Linked DNA regions of Homo sapiens: region 2 is linked to region 1. Evidence: read pairs that join two places in POLR2A ChIA-PET (ENCODE). Cell type or tissue: PC-9. All regions are shown on one strand.

Evidence for each region. ChIA-PET counts read pairs that join two places held together with the same protein. Peaks named below come from ENCODE experiments on the same cell type or tissue, not always from the same donor. Only the 100,000 strongest peaks of a DNase experiment are listed, where the experiment ranks them.
Region 2: POLR2A ChIA-PET joins it to region 1 with 20 read pairs; 1 of 35 experiments calls an interaction of 5 or more read pairs at or near these places.

Annotation. Positions count from the first base shown.
Region 1 is chr15:72,177,270-72,179,769 of GRCh38, reverse strand. All of the region lies in intron 1 of GRAMD2A (GRAM domain containing 2A), which reads left to right. Among named protein-coding and RNA genes, the nearest start is that of GRAMD2A, 19 kb to the left of the region's middle. In PC-9, no CTCF peak of the experiment used is centred here; a DNase peak (open chromatin) is centred at 1,459; H3K27ac peaks cover 680 bases.
Region 2 is chr15:72,357,959-72,360,458 of GRCh38, reverse strand. All of the region lies in intron 1 of HEXA (hexosaminidase subunit alpha), which reads left to right. Among named protein-coding and RNA genes, the nearest start is that of HEXA, 17 kb to the left of the region's middle. In PC-9, no CTCF peak of the experiment used is centred here; a DNase peak (open chromatin) is centred at 1,398.

The DNA.
Region 1 (2,500 bases):
CAGCGCTCACCAGTGCTAGTCGGGGACGTCCTGCTCAATGGGCAGGGTTATGGGTGTCCCCAGCCCCACCCCAGACTGAGTCAAGACCTCTTGCAGATCCTCACAGTAGCCCTGACGATCTGCAGGTCACAGAGGGGATAATTTTTTTCTCTGTTTGCCATTTTGTGGAGACACAAATGCAGGAGTTAATGGGCATCTTAGGGGAGCCAGTTCGTGCTCTCCTAGACTGGAGGCCTGGCCCATGGCCCCCTGCTTCTCTCTGCCTCCTGCCCCCTCTTCCCTCGCTCTAGAGCCAGTCTCCGGGGGCACCCAGAGGTTCAGCTCTAGTGTAGCTGCAGCTCGCACCTACCTGGCTCTCTCTCGCCTGTTCCCTCCTGGCTGCATACCTCCACATCTCGGATTTCCCAGTTAGGATTCCTTAGGAAGGGAATCTGACAGGCCGGCTCATCTTTTCACTCTAAAGAGGCTGCTGGTCAGCTTGTGATGGCTTTTCCTGGGCCTGGAGCACACCATGGTTCCGCTGGCTGTGGCCAGGGTCACTTGGTAGGTCTTGGGAAGATAGGCCTCTGGCCCTCCACATCCCCCCTTCATCTCAAAGCTGCTACAGGCAGTGATGGGAGAGCAAGCCCGTTCCCGGCCTGGGTGTTCTCAGAACCCTTCCTGGAAGAAGGGATTGTGATGAGGTTGAGTTCCCGCCCCTCTGGAGCCCGCTGCCAGGGGAGCTGAGTGGGACCCCAACTCACTAAGCCTCACCCCCTTACACTCAGTATGAGACTCGATTATTGGATTTTTCTCCCCTCCTCCAGTCAGTGGAAAGGACAAAGCAGTTGTCCTAGATATGGAATGTCATCTGAGAAAATAAAAAGGGAGGTACAGCTTCTATGAAAGTGCAAGACAGCCGGGCCGGGTGGCTCACAACTGTAATCCCAGCACTTTGGGAGGCCGAGGCGGGCGGATCACAAGGTCAGGAGATCAAGACCATCCTGGCTAACACGGTGAAACCCCTTCTCTACTAAAAATACAAAAAATTAGCCGGGCGTGGTGGCGGGCGCCTGTAGTCCCAGCTACTCCGGAGGCTGAGGCAGGAGAACGGCACGAACCCAGAGGCAGAGCTGGCAGTGAGCCGAGATTGCGCCACTGCACTCCAGCCTGGGCGATAGAGCAAGACTCCATCTCAAAAAAAAAAAAAAAAAAAAAAAAAGAAAGTGCAAGACAGCAATAATGACATTATTTTTGCAAAAGAAGGAAATTACCTTTTATCTTCAAGTTTCAGCACATTGATGATAATAAGCCTGCCTCTCTCCACAGAATCCTAGTTTGCCATCAGGAAAGGTCTTGTCACCCAGTTTCTGACTGTGTGTGAGGACTGTGGCCCTGAGAGCACATAGGGAGTCTCTCGGGAAGGACACAGTGTGGTTCAGAGCCGGCCTCTGCCACCTGGAAAAGCTGGTCTTGTGACTTCTGTGGTACAACCTAGGAAATGGGCCCCCAGGCCTTAAACAGATGAAGGAAAGCTTATTGACAGTGGGGTTCCCTGCCTTGTCAAGGAAGTTCCTGAAACTCAAGAGGGCCAGGGTGAAGAAGGCTCAGGAGGGTCAGGACCCCAGTTTCAGAGCCCAGGCAGGTGGATTGGCCTTGGAGAGAAGCCACAAAGAAAGGAGGGGTGGGGGCAGGATTCTTCCCATGGTTTCTTAGTTGGCTGGGGGTTTACAATCACCTGGGAGCCTTTAAAAGCTAAAGCCGGCCAGGTGCGGTGGCTCACGCCTATAATCCCAGCACTTTGGGAGGCCGAGGCGGGTGGATCACTTGAAGTGAGGGGTTCAAGACCAGCCTGGCCAACATGGTGAAACCCCGTCTCTGCTAAAAATACAACAATTAGCTGGGCGTGTTGGCACACGCCTGTAATCCCAGCTACTCAGGGGGCTGATACATGAGAATCTCTTGAACCTGGGAGGTCGAGGCTGCAGTGAGCTGAGATTATGCCACTGCCCTCCAACCTCGGTGAAAGAGTGAGACTCTGTCTCAAAAAGAAAAAAAGAAGCTGAACATACACCTGCCTTATGACCTAGAGCTTCTAATCCTAAGTGTTTACCCACGGAAGTGAATACTTGCATGCACAAGACTGGTACTACAATTTTCATAGCACTTTCATAAGAGGCAAAAACTGGAAACTGCCTAAATGTCCATCAGTAGTAAAACGAATAAATAAATTGTGGTCTATCCATATTTCAAATGCATTGCTGAGTAAAAGCAGACACATACACGAGTATGTATGGTATGATTCTGTTCATTTAAAGTCCCAAAAGCAGCAAAAGCACTCTGTGGTGCTGGAAGTCAGGATGATGGCTATCCATGGCCAGGAGGGTGTGGCCAGTGAAACCAGAGGAAGCAGCGGGTAGTTCTGGGGGCCTGGTTCCCAGGTGTGTACTCGTTTGTGAAATGCATTGAATTGTACATTTACTTAACATGTGCTTTTCTATATGTAAATAATACTTCAACA
Region 2 (2,500 bases), 180 kb before region 1:
GTTGCAGATATTTTTGTCAGCGAGGAGAGGGGAAGAGGGTAGGGATAGTTGAAAGTTCTCTTCTGATTGTCTGCTGAGCATAAGGGAGGTGGTGATCAAGTAGACTTGAGGAAGGTGTAGAGAATAGAATGAAGCAATGATGGAGATAGAAGATTTTCAGGGTAGCATCAAGGGCCCAGCCAAGATGGAGACCATTATTTTGCAGTGGTCCAGTCCTGCTGTTTTGTGATTTTTCTCCCTTCCCTCCAGTAGGGTACAGTAGCCGGGGTCAGGGGCACAGCAGGCAGATGTTAGATTGATCCAGGGTTGAAAGTTTTGCCCATTGGTTGTGACAGAAGAAAAGAGACAGATCGTTGGGAGTATTGGCTAGATTGCGTTTGAGGTGATGAATCACTACATGTAGGCCAGCAGGGAAGGAAGCAAGAATGAGAGAAGACTGAGAACAGAAGGGAAATGGAGGGGTCATAGTACTGGAGTCTGGAGAAGGTTCAACAGTAGGACTTTGGTGATAGAGCGTCCTTGTTATTAGAATTCCATGTCCAGAGGTGACCTGTCTGTGATGAATAAGGCAAAATTACTCTATAAGGTACTACAGGGGTAGAAAACTACCAGTGATGTTTGTCTCTTTACTGAGGGGACTAAGGAAGGGTACCAAAGATACTTTTTTTTTTTAATCGTAAATATTTTCTACTGTTTGGTAGTACTGTTTGATTTTTTTTTTAACCAGTATGTACTACTCTTTTTTTTTTTTTTTTTTTTTTTTTTGAGACAGTTTCACTCTATTGCCCAGGCTGGGGTGCAGTGGTGCAGTCTCTGCTCACTGTAGCCTCCGTCTCTTGGGTTCAAGTGATTCTCCTGCCTCAGCCTCCTGAGTAGCTGGGATTACAGGGCCCACCACCATGACCAGCTAATTTGTTTGTATTTTTAGTAGAGACAGGGTCTCACCGTGTTGGCCAGGCTGGTCACTAACTCCCGACCTTAAGTGATCCGCCTGCCTCAGCCTCCCAAAGTGCTGAGATCATGGACCTGAGCCACCGCACCAGGCCTATACAACTGTTTTGATTTTAAAAAAAGATACAAAGTTTTCAGTGAACCCAAAGAGAAGAGTAGGTTTACATGAAAGCAGGGAGATGAGTGAGCTGCAGAGGTAGCAGGCTGTGGTCCTGGAATGGGACCCTGGAGTGTATTATCTGTCTATGGAATCACAAGGTCTTAGATCTGAAGAGGAGTAGCTGGAATCTGGTCCCACCCTGCCATTGTTTACAGGGAAGGAAATGGGAGCCCTGAGACTTGCTCAGCTTGGCAGCAGCAAAACCAGAACCAGAAGCAACCTGTCCTGATTTCCCAGCCCTCTGGTCTGTTTTTCATGCTACCTCCTAAGCCCTGGAGGCTTCTCAATTTCCTGCTGTTCCAGCCAGACTCATGGCACATGTGCTCATGACATTGCTGGCTGACCGGGCTGTTTGCCATACTGTGCTTCCCACACGTTGGTGCTTCTCAGTGTTCAGGGTGTGGGCGGGTGTGTGTAGAGGCGGCTGTACTACTGTCCCCTGCCTATTTCCTGCCCTCTTCATAGCCAGGCAAAGTAGCAACTTGGAGGCGGAAAACCACAGTGGTGATACCCTATTTACATCCTTTACAATGACCTAGTGTCCCTCCTGTTTTGCCAGCTCTCATGTTGCTGCCTCCCCCAAACATCCCTCTCATAATTTGTTTAAACAGCAGCCATGCCCCCGTATCTACTTCTTTCAGCCCAAACCCAGATGAGTCACTGAGAGAACTTCGGACAGGGATTCTTCACCATGAGATTGATGGCAGGGAGTGGAAGAATTGTAATTCTGGAGAAACAGCCCTTAAATTAGGGGCATTGTTCTGGGAAAAAAAGTGTTTTCCTATTCAGCAGATCTGCAAAGGAGTCTGTGACTCTCCAAAAGACTACAGATTTAGGGAGTACAGTGCAGGTGTCTTTTAGAAAAATAAATTTTTTAAAAATCGAAAGATTAGGTATTTTTCTGTCTTCCAAGTAATAGTTCAGATAAACCTGGTGTTTGTGTGGCCTCTCTTATTTTGTCATGAGGGCAGCGAGCCATGGTAGTTGCATATGGATTAGTTGTGATTTCTCCTTATGTGGCAGGCTGAGCCCCAGAGGATTAGAACTAAAGCTCAGGACTTCGGCTGTCTTTTGGATGGCTGCCTGGGTAGATATGCAGATGAATTCTCCACACAATGATATTGGGGCTCCATGATGTGTGGGGTTGGGAGTGGGGGCAAGAAGTCAGAGGATGGGGTATAGTTTTTCCTCACCCTTGCTCCTAGGTTAAGTCCTCATTGGTCTCCCTGTAGAGTCTCCTGTGGAGATGGGTTTGTAGCCTGTCTGCTTGGATGGCCCTGCAGATTCTGCCTTGAGTGTGGTCTTTGCCTTGAAGGTCTGCTTGTCCTTTTGTGTTGTAACAATGTAGTTTTAGGGTTCAAGTATGGAGCTGTGAATTGACCTGGCCCA